4 separate regions of the Homo sapiens genome follow, and regions 1, 2 and 3 are each linked to region 4. The links are chromatin contacts, found by Hi-C or POLR2A ChIA-PET in ENCODE. All regions are on one chromosome and are shown on one strand. The core of a region is the stretch at or near the end of the contact, and the rest is flanking DNA. Distances in the headings are between cores, read along the strand shown.

Region 1 (3,723 bases), core at 585-3,084, 280 kb before region 4:
CAGGTATGAGCCATGGTGCCCAACCCCGCCCCCCTTAGGTTTTAATGAGAGTCCTGGGTGGTCTTTGAAGGCCTAGGTGGATGCTGGTGTCAGGATCCTGAACCCAAGTCCCTGATTTCATAAAAAGCATCCGGAATCCTGCTTTCCTGCCACTGTTATCCCACAGGGGACAGGGCAGGAGTTGGCAGCTCAGGGCTGGTGAGAAGTCCAGAGGGCTAGCCAGGCACTCTGGCCATGCTCTTCCTAGGTGGCCTGAGAGTCCATATACTGAGCCAAGATGGCGGCCTTCCAGTTGCAGGAGTGTTAGGCCAGCCCAGATTGGCAAGCTGGGTTCTCCAGGCCCTGGGCCAGTATTCTGGACTGGGACTCAGTGGACTTTGAAGAGGTAGAATTCCCTAAGTCGGCCTCTCTCCTTGATAATTTACCCAGAATGGCCCAGATGACAATCTGGGTACAAAATATTTCAGTCCATTTCATCATGTTTACCAAGTACCAGGAGTCAATAGAATTTATGAGTGATAACTAAAGGGTAAGGCACTTTACATCTTAATCCTCTCAGCCACCTTGTAAAGCAGGTATTATCTCCATTTTTAAGTCGTGGAAACTGAGGTCCAGGGAGGCACAAGATCACATGACTAAGGGAGTGGGGAAAGCCAGGATTGGAGATTGGGTTAATAGGGCTCCAAAATGCCTGATCTTTCCACTCCCCTGAGTGCTCAGGGGTGATGAAGATGACTAAGACCCTGTTCCTTCCCTTGGGAGGGAGCGAAATACCCACTCCAGCTAACTATTGCATGGGTCAGGGTGACATCACCACCTCTGCAGCAGATGGAGGCTGATTCATCTGTGGGAGAGTCAGGAGGGGCCTCTGCGGAAGGGTCGGCTGGCTGGAAGGGTTGGCTGGCTGGAAGGGTCGGTTGGCTGGCGGGGGTTTTGAAGACGGCAAAGATAGAGAATGAGCCTTGGGGAGGTTCCAGGGCCAGATACAAACTGCCTGTATGCCTCCCAGGCAGGGGCCTCCTTGGCCTAGGTCCTTCCCATAGGAACTCAAACCACCACCACACTAACCATGGCTGAGGGGACCCGGCAGGCCGCAGTGGGGAGGGACGAGATCCCTGAGCTTACACAGGGGCTGAGGGGAGCTCAGTGAATCACCTAGGGGACACCTGGACCAAAGGTGGCGGAGGGGCGCATGGGTCTCCCTGCCAAGCTATGGGGGAGGGGATGGTGGACATGACAACTTCCAGCTCAGCGGTGCTTTAGGGTGGGGAGCCGGGATGAGGGAAGCTGGTGGCTATCCGGGGGGGGGTGCTCTGAGGTCTGCAGGGGAACTGCCTCCCCAAAGTTTCAAGCTAGGGGTGGAAGGGGGGATTTGCGGTCATTAGGAGCGGGAAGGAGGCCGGATGGGAGCACGAGGTGTCCCGCCTCCAAAGGGTGGAGGGCTCCCGGTGGGTGGCGCGGCGGCGGCCGCGGCGGTGAAGTCATCGTGGGGAGTGGTCCGCTTGCGGCGGGTGCGGGGGCTTCGCGGGCACCCAGTGGAGCAGCGGGAGCCCGGCGCCGTCGAGGGGCGGGCGATGGGGCGCCGGCCCGTCTTGGTAGGGGTGGGCTCCGCACTGGAGGCGGAGCTGCTGCTGGGTGGGGCGCGCCTCCGGCGCGGACGGAGGCGGCGGGACGCCCGCTCCCACGACCGGCCCACAATGAGGCGAGCGGGCAGCGCGGAGTAGGCGGCGGCCGGCCGGGCCGGGCCACGCGGCGGCGCTGCTCGGGCAGGTTAGGGCAGGGCCGCGGGGCGCCCGAGCGAGGACACCGCGGCCCCGCCTCCGCCCCTCCCCTCGCCTGCCGGTCGGCGCCCGAGCTCGGAGCCGCAGCCGCAGCCGGAAACCGGGCCCGCGCGGCGGCCGCCGTCCCGGCCAAGCCGGGGCCCCGAAGCCAGAGCCGGAGCCGGGCGGGCCGCGGGGTCATGGCTGGGCCGCGGGGCGCGCTGCTGGCCTGGTGCCGCCGCCAGTGCGAGGGCTACCGCGGCGTGGAGATCCGCGACCTGAGCAGCTCCTTCCGGGACGGCCTGGCCTTCTGCGCCATCCTGCACCGGCACCGGCCCGACCTGCTGTGAGTGCGGGGCCCCGGGCGAGCGGGCGGCGCGGGGCGGGCTGGGGCCGCGACCGCCGCCCCCCCTCAGTAACACGAAGCCCGGGCGGTGACAGGCGCCGCCCCCGGACACGGAGACGCCGACCCCCCCGACGGCCCCGGACGCCGGGCGGGTCCCTGAGACCCCGGCCCAGGGCGCCCCTCCCCCGCCCGGCCGCCCTGACCCCGCCCGTGGGATCCCGAACTCTCCCCCGAGGCTGGTCCCTCCGCGGGGACACTGGCCCCGCCCACAAAGCGCTGATTTCCGCCGAGGATCGCTGAACCCCTAAGCCCTTGACCTCTTTGAAGGGGTGTTGAGCCCTCTTTGGGGGCCCTGGGCCTCTCCTACCCTAAACTCTTCTCCACGGGCTCGCCGGGCCTCCCCTCTCCCCCGAGGCTTCCCACTCGGGGTGGCCCCTTGCTCCGGGTGTGCAGGTGAACCCCCACTTCTCTGACCCCCAAATAGGAGCTTGTCTCCGGACAGTAGCACAGTTCCCGGCACAGAGGAGACCTCGGCTAACAGGTGTTGGATGAATGGATGTACAGACCCTGTGCTTTCCCCACGCCCCCCAACTTAGGACGCAGCCCTGCCTCCCGGGTGTGTGCTCGATGGCCCTGCAGCCCTCCTCAGTGGGGCACGCAGGTGGGGCGCGCAAGAGGAGTCACAGGCCGGCAATGTTGGGAAGACTCCTAGGATCCGATTGATAGACACCAACCGGGTGCTGCAGGTTGTGAAATGGCCCCTTCCTGCCCAGAGCTGCCCAATGAGGTTCTCATGGGAAAATGCATTCAGACTCCCCGGAACAGTTGACTTGGAGCCTCTGTCTTTGCTCTCTCTGCCTTGAGCCCTGGAACCTCTCCTCCTTTCGTCCCTTCATTCCTAAAACACTGGGTGAGTTTATCTGGTGCCATTCCTTGCACTTCAGGTCTCACCTGTGAATCAGGGAGGAGAGTTCTGGTCCCTACCCCTTTCGCATGCAGCCCTCTTGCCAGGGCTCCCCCAGCCTGGCAGATGGAGGCTTTCTGTGCCTGTTCCACCTCCAGATTTGCACTGTCCGAGGGCAGCATGTGGGAAGGCTTCTAAGGGATTGCCTCAGGATTCCATGATGCAGGTGCACCTGGTTTACCTGTATGTACCCTGCAGTACCGTGTCTGTGGGTGGTGGCTTGGGCCCTGGAGGAGAGGGTTTTGGGGCTGTGGATACAGAAGGGAACAAGATGAGGTGGTCATGTAGGTGGGCCCCTGCCCGCTGTGGGGCATGTGACACCCATACTAATGGAAGCACAAGGTTGATGCCTGGTTGCCCAGGAGCAGGGGGTAGAAGGATGGAGGAAAAGGGCACCAGGGTTAGACCTGGGCATTGGAAGGGAGGGCCCAAGGGGTCTTCTGTTTTGTTTGAGGGGCAGGAGTGAGGCAGGAAGCAGGGACAAACCCAGTGTGGGAGGGGACTTGGGTGTGAAGTGAAGCCATTTGGTGGGCCTGAGCCTGGTGGCATCAAAGTAAATAAAGGCCGCCTGGTTTGTGTTTAGCTTCTCCATGTCTTAGGCGCATGGCCTTGGGTCCTCATGGGCTCTCTCCAGGCATCAGTGTCCTCATCTG
Region 2 (3,391 bases), core at 288-2,787, 500 kb after region 4:
TCTGCATACTTTCTGACCAGCTCACCTACTTACTAGAAATCTATGTACTATGCCTCAGTTTCCTCATTTCTAAAATGGGGATAACAGTGCCTACCCCAGTGAGCTGCTGTGAAGATTAAAGGAGGACACACCGCACCCACCCACACCCACAGGCACCAGAGCACCTGGTATTTAGGTGTTAACTCTTACCTTTGTTTGGTACATAGGGAAGATTTACCTGATGTTTTCCCAAAAGACCTGCAAGACACTAATTTATTCCTACCAAGTAAAACATGGCTCAGGAAAACGAAACTGGATCAGTGTCTCTCTAAAACAGCCCAAGAAGCAGGCCAAGGAGATGGACAAGGAAGATAAATCTTTGGCCCTGGTCACAGGCCGAATTAAGAAATCCGGCAAGGTGGGGCGCAGTGGCATAGGCCTGTAATCCTAGGACTTGGGGAGGCTGAGGCAGTCGGATTGCTTGAGTCTCGGAGTTCAAGACCAGCCTAGGCAACACAGTGAAACCCTGTCTTTATATATATATGTATGTGTGTGTGTGTGTGTGTGTGTATATGTGTGTATGTATATATACATAATACGTATATATGTATACGTATGTATATATATACATATATACACATACCTATATACACATATATACATATATACACATATATACATATATATACATATATACGTATATATATACACACACATAAAATATATATTATATATAATATATAACTATATATAGGCCAGGTGCGGTGGCTGATGCCTGTAATGCCAGCACTTTGGGAGGCCGAGGCGGGCAGATCACTTGAGGTCAGGAGTTCAAAACCAGCCTAGCCAAATGGTGAAACCCCGTCTCTACTAAAAATACAAAAAATTAGCGGGGCGTGGTTGGTGGTGCATGCTGAGGCAGGAGAATCGCTTGAACCTGGGAGGCGGAGCTTGCAGTGAGCCGGGATCACACCACTGCACTCCATCCAGTCTGGGCGACAGAGCGAGACTCCGTCTCAAAACAAAACCAACAACAACAACAACAACAAAAAGCTAAAATCTTACAAAAAGCGACCTGTTCCACTGTCCCTTGGGCCTGCGGTGATGGTGGGCCTGACTCCATTCGTCTTTAAACATCTCTATTCCCGGCCACATCTTTGGCCACCTATGCTCGAATAAAGTGTTGTCTTGGAGCCTGTTGTAAATTTAAGAATAAACTTTTGTTAAAAAAAAAAATACAGTGGCTCATCATCTCTTGAGTTGTTTTCACTCAGCCACTCCTACCTTAGCTGTGAACTTAAAGTAAAACAAGCCCCCAGAATCTTGCCAGAGTCAGCCCTTTGATCTTTGTTCTCCCCTGAACTCTATTACCTGGAATTAAAACAACGCATTTGAAAAAAAGAAAAACAAGCAAGTTTCTGAGCTCACCCTATACCCGCTGAACAGAATGACTGCGGTGGCGCCCCAGAACCTCTCACAGGCCTCTCAGCTGCTGCTAATGCCCGCCGAAGCCCCGACGCCCGGATAAGGCCAGGGCTGCCGGACCCGCTGCGGGCACTGGAGGACCCGGGGCTAGAGGGCGCCGCTCTCGCCCGGCTCGCGCCTCGGCTCCCGGAAAAGCAGCTCTGTCCGCCGTTCGGCTGCGCTCACCTCCTTTCCGCTTCCGGTGTCCCCTACAGTCATGGCTGCCGCCGTCGCTGCTGCCGGTGCAGGGGAACCCCAGTCCCCGGACGAATTGCTCCCGAAAGGCGACGCGGAGAAGCCTGAGGAGGAGCTGGAGGAGGACGACGATGAGGAGGTACTAGGGCCTCGCGGGGTGCAGAGCGGGAAGCGGGCCCGCTCGTGGGTGTGGGATCCGCGTGGTACGGGATCGGAGCGAAGCGGCTGCTTTGGGAGGCGGGGTTAGGGGCCCTGCTGGGCCCTGGGTGCCCTAGCTCCAGTGGGGCTCGGCGGCTCCCAGTGCCGCAGCGGGGCCAGGAATGGATGTCGCTTTTTCGGCTAAGACCCGCGTCTACTCCACCACAGCTAGATGAGACCCTGTCGGAGAGACTATGGGGCCTGACGGAGATGTTTCCGGAGAGGGTCCGGTCCGCGGCCGGAGCCACTTTTGATCTTTCCCTCTTTGTGGCTCAGAAAATGTACAGGTAAGGAACGAGGGCAAAGGCACTGGGTACGTGCATGGGATGGTCGTGGTGCTGTGAAAGAACACGGGGTTTGGAAGCAGCAGACCCGTGTTGGGTGACCTTGGGCTTGTACCCTATCCTTTCTTAGTTTCCTCTTCTGTAAAATGGGGATTCTTACCTGGCAGGGGAGTTGTGGGGGTTATTTCAGATTGTTGGAGATAATTAATGAATAAGGAGCTTTGTAAGAACTCAGGAGAATGTTAAACCGCCATCACTAGATGATACAGCTACCATAGCTGCTCCTCCTGTCTCTGGTAGGAGTATGGTGTAAGGAGCGGGTAGAATACGTTTATCAAAAACATTGGAGTATGTAATGTGAGAGGTTTGGTTACTGGGTAGTTCTTGCCTGTTTTGTTTGCATGTCTTCATGCTCACCCTCTGGGGATTTTCCTCTGCAGGTTTTCCAGGGCAGCCTTGTGGATTGGGACCACTTCCTTTATGATCCTGGTTCTTCCCGTTGTCTTTGAGACGGAGAAGTTGCAAATGGAGCAACAGCAGCAACTGCAGCAGCGGCAGGTGAGCCCAGACCTTGGGCTTTTTGCCAGTGGTGGAGACGCAAGTTATTTCACTAACACATTGGTCCCCAACCTTTTTGGCACCAGGGACTGGTTTCATGGAACACAGTTTTTACATGGATGGTGGGTTGGGGGTGGCCGGGGGTCGGGGGGGGGGTTCTGGATGATTCAAGTGCATTACATTTATTGTGCACTGAATTTCTATTATTACATTGTAATATATAATGAAATAATTCTATAACGTAGAATGAGTGGGAGCCCTGAGCTTGTTTTCCTGCAACTAGACAGTCCTGTCTGGGGGTGATGGGAGACAGTGACAGATCATCAGGCATTAGATTTTCATAAGGAGCTTGCAACCTAGATCCCTCGCATGCACTGTTCACAAGGGTTTGTGTTCCTATGAGAATCTAACACTGCTGCTGATCTGACAGGAGGTGGAGCTCAGGCAGTAATGTGAGCGATGGTGAACAGCAGTAAACACAGATGAAGCTTCTCTCACTTGCCTGCTGCTGATCTACTGCTGTGTGGCTCAGCTCCTAACAGGCCATGGGCCAGTGCCAGTCCACAGCCCAGGGGTTGAGGGCTCCTGTTGTAGCACCTGAGTTGACCAACAGTTAATGTGTGGGTGGGGATTGGGATCGGGCCCATGCTCTTTTAGTTGTCTGACTGTGCTTTCAGTATTATTTTTGTAGACGTTGGCCCCATCAGGTATGG
Region 3 (3,687 bases), core at 858-3,357, 470 kb after region 4:
TTGCAGTGAGCCGGATCGCGCCACTGCACTCCAGCCTGGGCAACAAGAGCAAAACTCGGTCTCAAAAAAAAAGAAAAAATGGGGAGCGGAAATAATATGCCATCCAAAATGTACCATCCAAGCAGCGGGAAGTGAGGCTGGAAAGGTAGGAAGTGCCCAGACTGTGCTGGCCATCAAAATAGCACTAGCTACATGTGACAATTAAGTCCTTGGAATTTGGTTAATGTGACTGAATAAGTAAAATTTTAAGGCTGAATGCAGTGGCTCATACCTGTAATCCCAATACTTTGGGAGGTGGGGATGATGTCACTGCACTCCAGCCTGGGTGACAGAATGAGACCCTGTCTCAAAAAAATAAACAAAAGGCTGGGCGCGGTGGCTCACGCCTGTAATCCCAGCACTTTGGGAGGCCGAGGCAGGCGGATCATGAGGTCAGGAGATCGAGACCACCCTGGCTAACATGGTGAAACCCCATCTCTACTAAAAATACCAAAAAAAAAAAAAAAAAAAAAAATTAGCTGGGCTTGGTGGCGGGCGCCTGTAATCCCAGCTATTCGAGAGGCTGAGGCAGGACAATGGCATGAACCCAGGAGGCGGAGCTTGCAGTGAGCTGAGATTGTACCACTGCACACTCCAGCCTAGGCGACAGTGCGAGACTCCATCTAAAATAAATAAATAAATAAATAAATAAATACCAAAAAAAAAATTAGCCTGGCATGGTGGCGGGCGCCTGTAGTCCCAGCTACTTGGGAGGCGGAGGCAGGAGAATGGCGTGAACCCAGGAGTCGGAGGTTGCAGTGAGCCAAGATCATGCCACTGCACTCCAGCCTGGGCGACAGAGCGAGACTCTGTCTCGAAAAAAAAAAAAAGTAAAATTTTTTTAAAGTAAAGCAATAAAAGAATGGCTACTCCATAGATAGAACAGCCAAGAGTAAAATTTTAATTTTAATTAATTCAAATTTTGGCCAGGCGCAGTGGCCCGCACCTGTAATACCAGCACTTTGGGAGGCCGAGTCAAGCAGATCACCTGAGGTCAGGAGTTCGAGACCAGCCTGGCCAACATGGTGAAACGCCATCTCTACTAAAAATACAAAAAATTAGCCGGGCATGGTGGTGGGTGCCTGTAATTCCAGCTACTTGGGAGGTGAACACAGCAGAATCGCTTGAACCCGGGAGGCCGAGATCATGCCACTGCAATCCCAGCCTGGGCAACAGAGTGAGACTCTGTCTTAAAAAAAAAAAAAATTAAATTTTTAAATGGAAGCAGTGCAAATTTAGAAATACTGATTATATCTTGAAATAGTAATGTTTTGGACATATGGAGTTTAAAACATTACTCAAATTAATTTCACTTGGCTTTCTTTTTTACTTTTTAAAAAATGTGGCTACTAGAAAATTCCAAATCACATATGTGGCCTGCTTTATGTTTCTATTGCACAATGCTAAGCCAGATTGTGAAGATTTTAGTTCTAGGACATGGAAGTCTCCCCTCTTTTAATGCAGGGTGGTGTAGTTGGAAGAGAACTGCGCTTGGAGTCAAAGACCCCTGGGTCCTGCCCCTCACTGGATGCCCTGATACACCCACTAGGCAGCCGGTAAACTCCTTGAACGGCCTAAGTTTCTGCACTTATCAGACGGAACCAATAACACACGCTTTTAGGACTCTAGGAGATCTGGAGTTGATTCTCCAGTAGTTCTCTGTCCCTTCCTCACAATGCAACCTTTAAGTAGTCCCTGGGCCTCAGCTTCCCTTGCTTGTAGAAGCCGCCATAACGGCACGGGGAGGGGGCAGGCTGCCAGAGGTGGGTCATGGTGCGTCTGTCCGTCCGTCTTACCTGAAAGCATCGGCGGAATTTGACGAACCCGGGGCCGGTCCCGCCACGGGTCCCTCAGGGGACCCCGCAAAGTTCTGGGTCGGCCCCCGACAGCCGGTGCCCCCAAACTCACAGCAAGGGGTGCCCTTTGCCTTGTGCTGGGGGATGAGGAGGGGAGTTGGGGAGAGGCCCATTTTGCTACTCTGAGTCCAGGCGTTCTCTAGGCAACGCCGGCGCGGTCTCCACTTTCCCGTTTAGCATAACAATGGAACCTTCGTGAGCCGCCGCGTTGTCCGCGAGATGCCGTTTCTATGGTGACAGCCGGGCCGGGGGCCCAGACCAATGTGTCAGTGGAGAGGGTGAATGCAGGTCCTGGTCCTAGAGGCATGAAAAGGACCCCAGAAGACACTGCCTTTGTATAATCCGTTTGCTATCCCGAGGTGATTCACGGAGTTTCTGGGGATTGGCGCAGGCTGGCGCTGGGAACCCCCGCGCCGGTTACCCCTTTCCTCGGTGGTAGAGGCCGGGCGGGGCAGCGCATGCGCGTGGCGGGCAGGCGGCAGGAGGCGGGTGGGTCAAGGTAACTCTGGGCTACAGAGTCCTTGCTGGGGGTTCGGGGAGCGCTTGGACCCCGGCTTCTGGGACGCGTCAGGTACGTCTCCGAGTCCGGCGTCGCCGGCCAGCGCTGCCTGGGTTCACTCGGGGGCCCGAGCTGAGTAGGACGTCCGGGCCTCGCCTGGAGAGAGGCTTCAGGAGGGCCTGGGGAAGGGGACGGAGGCCGGGCGACCCCGGGCGGTGGCCGCCCTCCTCTGTGTGTCTCCGCGGTTGTGAATTGGGGCGGTAATTCCTCCCCGTAGGTCGCCGTGAAGATGATTGCATGAGATCGTGCGTGTGAACGTTTGTTGACAGCTGTTACTTGAGTCCGACAGCCCTGGGGGCCGTGCATCTGCGTAACATGGCTACCTCTGAACTCCTTGGGGGACACGTATATCTTTGAGAATCCGATGAAAACCAGAGATTCCGCCCTTGTTTTCTTAGAATTAAAGTAAGATAATATATTTTATGGCCTGTTGCAAACGGAAAACCTTTACACAATGATTAGTGATTAGTATCAGTATCTGTGGACTGGGAAGGCTCTACTTACTCGATCCTCTTCCCAGGGTCGTTGTGAGGATCAAGTGCACAGCTTCCTATAAACACTAAAACACTATAACATCTTGTGAGCCAGGTACTATTATTATTCCTCAGTGCAAAGAAAGAAGCCGAAGTCCAAGGGGGATAAATGCTGGGGTCCCACTGTGGGTGAGCCGCAGAGTGATCATTGGAAGCCAGGTGCTCCCCCTTCACTTCCTGTGTGCGGAGCACGCTCGCCCTGGGAGTTTCACTAGAAAGAAGGTTGCCATGGGCCAGTGGGACAGCTTGTATCTCAAGTGCACGCGGATGCCCCAGAATCCCAGGATCTCAGCTGAGCTGTTTGTGGATTATTAGATCTGACTTAAAAGGTAGCTAATCCAGACCCTTCCTCATCTGTAATACATGGATGACAGCTCCCAGCTGTAGTGTTATGAGAATTAGTGCGGTCATGAGTAAGGTGCCCAGTTAAAGCCCGAGAAGTAAAGCAGCTGGGCCAAGGTCTAGCAGGCAACTGAAGGGGAGAGCCAGGCCCCTAAACTTGTTGTGTCCAGCCCATGTGCTCAGGCCCAGTGCAGTTAGCATCAGTGGGGACTTGACTTATTTCTCCTTCTTCAAATGTCTCTAGATTTTAGGCATGCTGGGGGCTGCTTCTTAACTGTGTTTTGTTTATTTTGTTCATAAGTAATACATGAATATATTCTCATTGTAATAATTCATTAAATCTCGAGTATATTTAATA
Region 4 (3,437 bases), core at 857-3,356:
GATCGTGCCATTGCATTCCAGCCTGGGTGACAGAGTGAGACTCTGTCTCAAAAAATAAATAAATCAATAAATAAATACTTCAAGTTTGAAAAGCCTAAGTTTGAGGTGCTGAGTAAGCAACTAGATTTGAGTATGTCATTCCAGGGAAAGGTCTGGACTGGACTGGGGATATAAATTTGTGGGCTGACAGAATAGAGACGGCACTTAAAGAAATAAGACTGGATGAGATCACCATCCGAAAACGAGAAGAGGCATTTAAGACATGACCCTATCAAAATCCACTGTGAAAGACACAGAACATATTCTCCCAGGGAGCCACCCTCTACAAAGTGAAGTTTGTAACACACTCTTCACTACGGCCCCTTACTCCTTGCCTACCTACTTCCCCCAGCACACACACCCAATAGATGTCTGCAGACACACACACACACACACACACACACACACACACACACACACAGAGTATTTAAATTTCTCCTTTCTGTATCTCTTAGTGATGTCATTCTGCTGAGTAAGAGGGAAACTCCCTTTTGGGGAGTCTCTCATGTAACAAGAAAGTAATCCACGGAAGGAACAAGAAGTGTCCTAAACAGTAGCAAACCTTACACATCAGGACAATCACACAGGCTCTGGTGTCAGATTCCAGCTTCAACCTCATCGGTGTGACCTCAAGCAACTCATGCGCCCTCTTTTTCTCATGTGAAGTGAGAATATCATTGGCCACACCAAGGGTAGCCTAGAACATCAGACAGTCCGTAAATATTTGTTAGATAAACGATGACTGAATGAATGGTGAAGAGAACATATACAGAAGAGCCTGACTCACAAGAGGTGATGAACAAACACTGCCAAATGATACACTGAAAGACAAGGGACCTCCTGCTCATCCTTCTCTCCTTGTCTTCTCATTCTAGCCCTTTCCCTTTCCACTCCTTTCAATTCTGCCTATGACCCAACAGTAAAATCATGTATTTGTACAGGGCCATACTGGTTATAAAGCTTTACCTTCTACATTTTCTCATTCAAATTTTGAACCTCATGGCAGACTTACGAGGGCAGGAGGTACAGTTCCCCTGTCACAGATGAGGAAACTGAGACTTGGACAGAAAACAGGTTCCAAACTCCAGGCAGAAACTCTAACAAAAACAATGCATTCAAAAACAATGCATTCAGCCCAAGGGTGCAGCCTCAACGTTGCCAAACCGAACCTGCCTGACATCCTGTTGGGCGGGTAAGAGGCAGGTGAGGGAAAGACCCAGAAGCTAGGGGGAGGTATTCGTTGGGGTCATGTGGGTAGCCCATTAAAAATACGGCCACAGGTCCCCTTGCCCTGTGCCCTCCCTGTCCCACACCCACAGGCTTGCCCCGACCCAGTCCCATGATCACCCTGGTCACATGCTCCCTGTCACCAGCTTCCAAGTCATCTGTGGGAGCAGGAGGTGGACACAGGATTAGGGGTGGGAGACTCTGGGGTGGCCAGGCTGAGGGGAAGGAGGGAGCATGTCGGGGGCAGGTCTGGAGGCACGCGAGAGAGGAAAGGCAAGGAAAAAAAGCAGGGAGGAAAGGCAGGAGAAGCAGGGAGTGAGAAATGAGTAGAGGCACCACGAAAGGTGGAGACGGACGTGAAGTGGGGAATCAAGTGAGCACTTAGAGGAGCACAGGAAGGAAAATTAGGACGGCCAATGGGGCCTAAAGAGGCACTGAGGGTCGGGGAAAGAGAAGAGATGGATTGACTCGGGAAGTTAGGGATACTGAGGGAGACACACGGAGGAGACTGGGGTTCAGGGGAGAAACTCAGGGTCGAAGCTGGGGTCCCTGGGGTCCACAAGTTCGAGATGAGACACGGGCGGTCTCGGGATGGGAATTGGGGACGCAGGGGGATGAAAAGATGGAAGGTGGGGGCACTCAGGGAGTCACATAAGGGTTAATGGAGGACATGCCTCAGAATCGGAGACACGAGGAATATCCAAAGGAGGGTCCGGCGGAGACTTGGGAGTCCGGAGCGCCGAGGAAGTTGGGGAACGGACCCCCAGGCCCCGCCCACCCGCGAGGTCACTCACCTCGGCTTACTCAGCACTTCTACTTCCTCCTACTTCCGCAAACAAACGGGCCTCGGGCCACGTGATGGCCTGACCACCGCTCTCCGCCAATCACTGGTGGCCCTGTCCCAGGCCTCCTCTAGGCTCCGCCCCCGCGCCCGAGGACGGCGGGAGGCGGGGTCCGCCATTTTTTTTAACTGCCCAATGGAAGGGGCTCCCTTAGCCAGGAGGACGAGCTTTCGGCGGGAGCCAATCCTCGGCGGCGAGGCGCGGCCATGTTTGTGCGGGGCAGAAGGTGCCCGGCTTCTTGGCAGTCCTGTTGATGAGGGCCAGGAGTCCTACCCTAGTCCGCCTTCCGCCTCCTAAAGCGACCAGAGCCTGGAGTCTGAAGTTACTGTTAATGATTGCTCGTAAAGATAAAAATAAAGGCAACAGAGGCATAGGGCATAACAAGGAGGAACCTGTTTTGATTTTTGCCAGGTAGCCTCAAGCCAGGGTTGCCAGATGTAGCATATAAAAAATACGGGATGTTAAGTTACATTTGAATTTCAGCTAAACAGCCAATACATTTTTTTCCGATAGAACAGAAATTGATTATAGCTTTTTTATTTTTCACAACTAAGGCCAAATTCCCTAGGGGAATTACCACATGTCCTTTTTTTTTTTTTTTTTGAGACAAGTCTCGCTCTGTCGACCATGCTGGAGTGCAGTGGCACGATCTCGCTCACTGCAACCTCCGCCTCCCGGATTCAAGCGATTCTCCTGCGTCAGCCTCCCGCGTAGCTGAGATTGCAGGCGCCCGCCACTACGCCCAGCTAATTTTTTGTATTTTTAGTAGAGACGGGGTTTCACCATGTTGGCCAGGCTGGTCTCGAACTCCTGACCTCAAGTGATCTGCCCGCCTCAGCCTCCCGAAGTGCTGGGATTACAGGCGTGAGCCACCACGCCCGGCTCCGAAATTTTTAACATAAGTATAATATACTAAGTTTAGTATTGTGTTAAAAATGTGTGCATTGTTGTCTGGCAACACACCCTGAGCCAGTCTCAGGAAATACCTTAGCACTTTCAGTAGGAACTTGGGCAAATGATCTCTGTGAACCTCAGACCCATCATCCAGGAAGTGGGCACAGTAATACAAGATTGTTGTAATATCTAGAAGTAAATTGGTCCCCATTCGTGCACATAGTGGGATTTCAATAAATGGCAGTTGTTAGGGTTAATAATGCCGATAATGAGGTATTTTGCAGAGAAGCCAGGAGACTAGACTTTAGTCACACATCTGCTTCGGACTGAGCAGGTCATGTCCTCTCTTCAGCCCACTGGCTTGGTTGGACCTTTTCTTTCCCTAATAATCACCCAACCCTAGGTCTAGATGAATCTGCCAGACTGCTCTCCATT

What was found. A loop is a pair of places that touch in the nucleus more often than their neighbours do. ChIA-PET counts read pairs that join two places held with the same protein, here RNA polymerase II (POLR2A). Pooled maps may share reads with other maps.
Region 1: a loop to region 4 is called in a pooled map, with 5 times the contacts of the local background. The contact joins the promoter of MICALL1 here to the promoter of PLA2G6 in region 4. A Hi-C loop is called at or near these places in 3 of 50 pooled maps. POLR2A ChIA-PET finds 5 or more read pairs at or near these places in 3 of 52 experiments (AG04450, HEK293 and K562).
Region 2: a loop to region 4 is called in a pooled map, with 7 times the contacts of the local background. The contact joins the promoter of TOMM22-DT here to the promoter of PLA2G6 in region 4. A Hi-C loop is called at or near these places in 6 of 50 pooled maps. POLR2A ChIA-PET finds 5 or more read pairs at or near these places in 3 of 52 experiments (A673, HEK293 and MCF 10A).
Region 3: a pooled map shows a loop between it and region 4 (7-fold over the local background). The contact joins the promoter of FAM227A here to the promoter of PLA2G6 in region 4. A Hi-C loop is called at or near these places in 8 of 50 pooled maps.

What each region holds. Positions count from the first base shown.
Region 1 is chr22:37,904,463-37,908,185 of GRCh38, forward strand. It overlaps MICALL1 (MICAL like 1), which reads left to right and starts at 1,835. Exons shown (of 16, transcript NM_033386.4): 1 at 1,835-2,106. The coding sequence starts at 1,961. RefSeq lists enhancers at 526-1,341, 1,342-2,157, 2,158-2,973, 2,974-3,723 and silencers at 1,448-2,167, 2,278-2,387.
Region 2 is chr22:38,680,319-38,683,709 of GRCh38, forward strand. It overlaps TOMM22-DT (TOMM22 divergent transcript), which reads right to left and starts at 1,538. Exons shown (of 2, transcript XR_007068097.1): 1 at 1,408-1,538. It overlaps TOMM22 (translocase of outer mitochondrial membrane 22), which reads left to right and starts at 1,639. Exons shown (of 4, transcript NM_020243.5): 1 at 1,639-1,777; 2 at 2,005-2,123; 3 at 2,561-2,678. The coding sequence starts at 1,661. RefSeq lists enhancers at 1,427-2,626, 1,673-1,742 and silencers at 1,473-1,542, 1,933-1,982.
Region 3 is chr22:38,654,285-38,657,971 of GRCh38, forward strand. FAM227A (family with sequence similarity 227 member A) reads right to left here and starts at 2,108. Exons shown (of 17, transcript NM_001013647.2): 1 at 1,836-2,108. CBY1 (chibby 1, beta catenin antagonist) reads left to right here and starts at 2,354. Exons shown (of 5, transcript NM_015373.4): 1 at 2,354-2,466.
Region 4 is chr22:38,179,724-38,183,160 of GRCh38, forward strand. It overlaps PLA2G6 (phospholipase A2 group VI), which reads right to left and starts at 2,107. Exons shown (of 17, transcript NM_003560.4): 1 at 1,941-2,107. RefSeq lists enhancers at 510-679, 960-1,029, 1,660-2,109, 2,059-2,353, 2,270-2,379.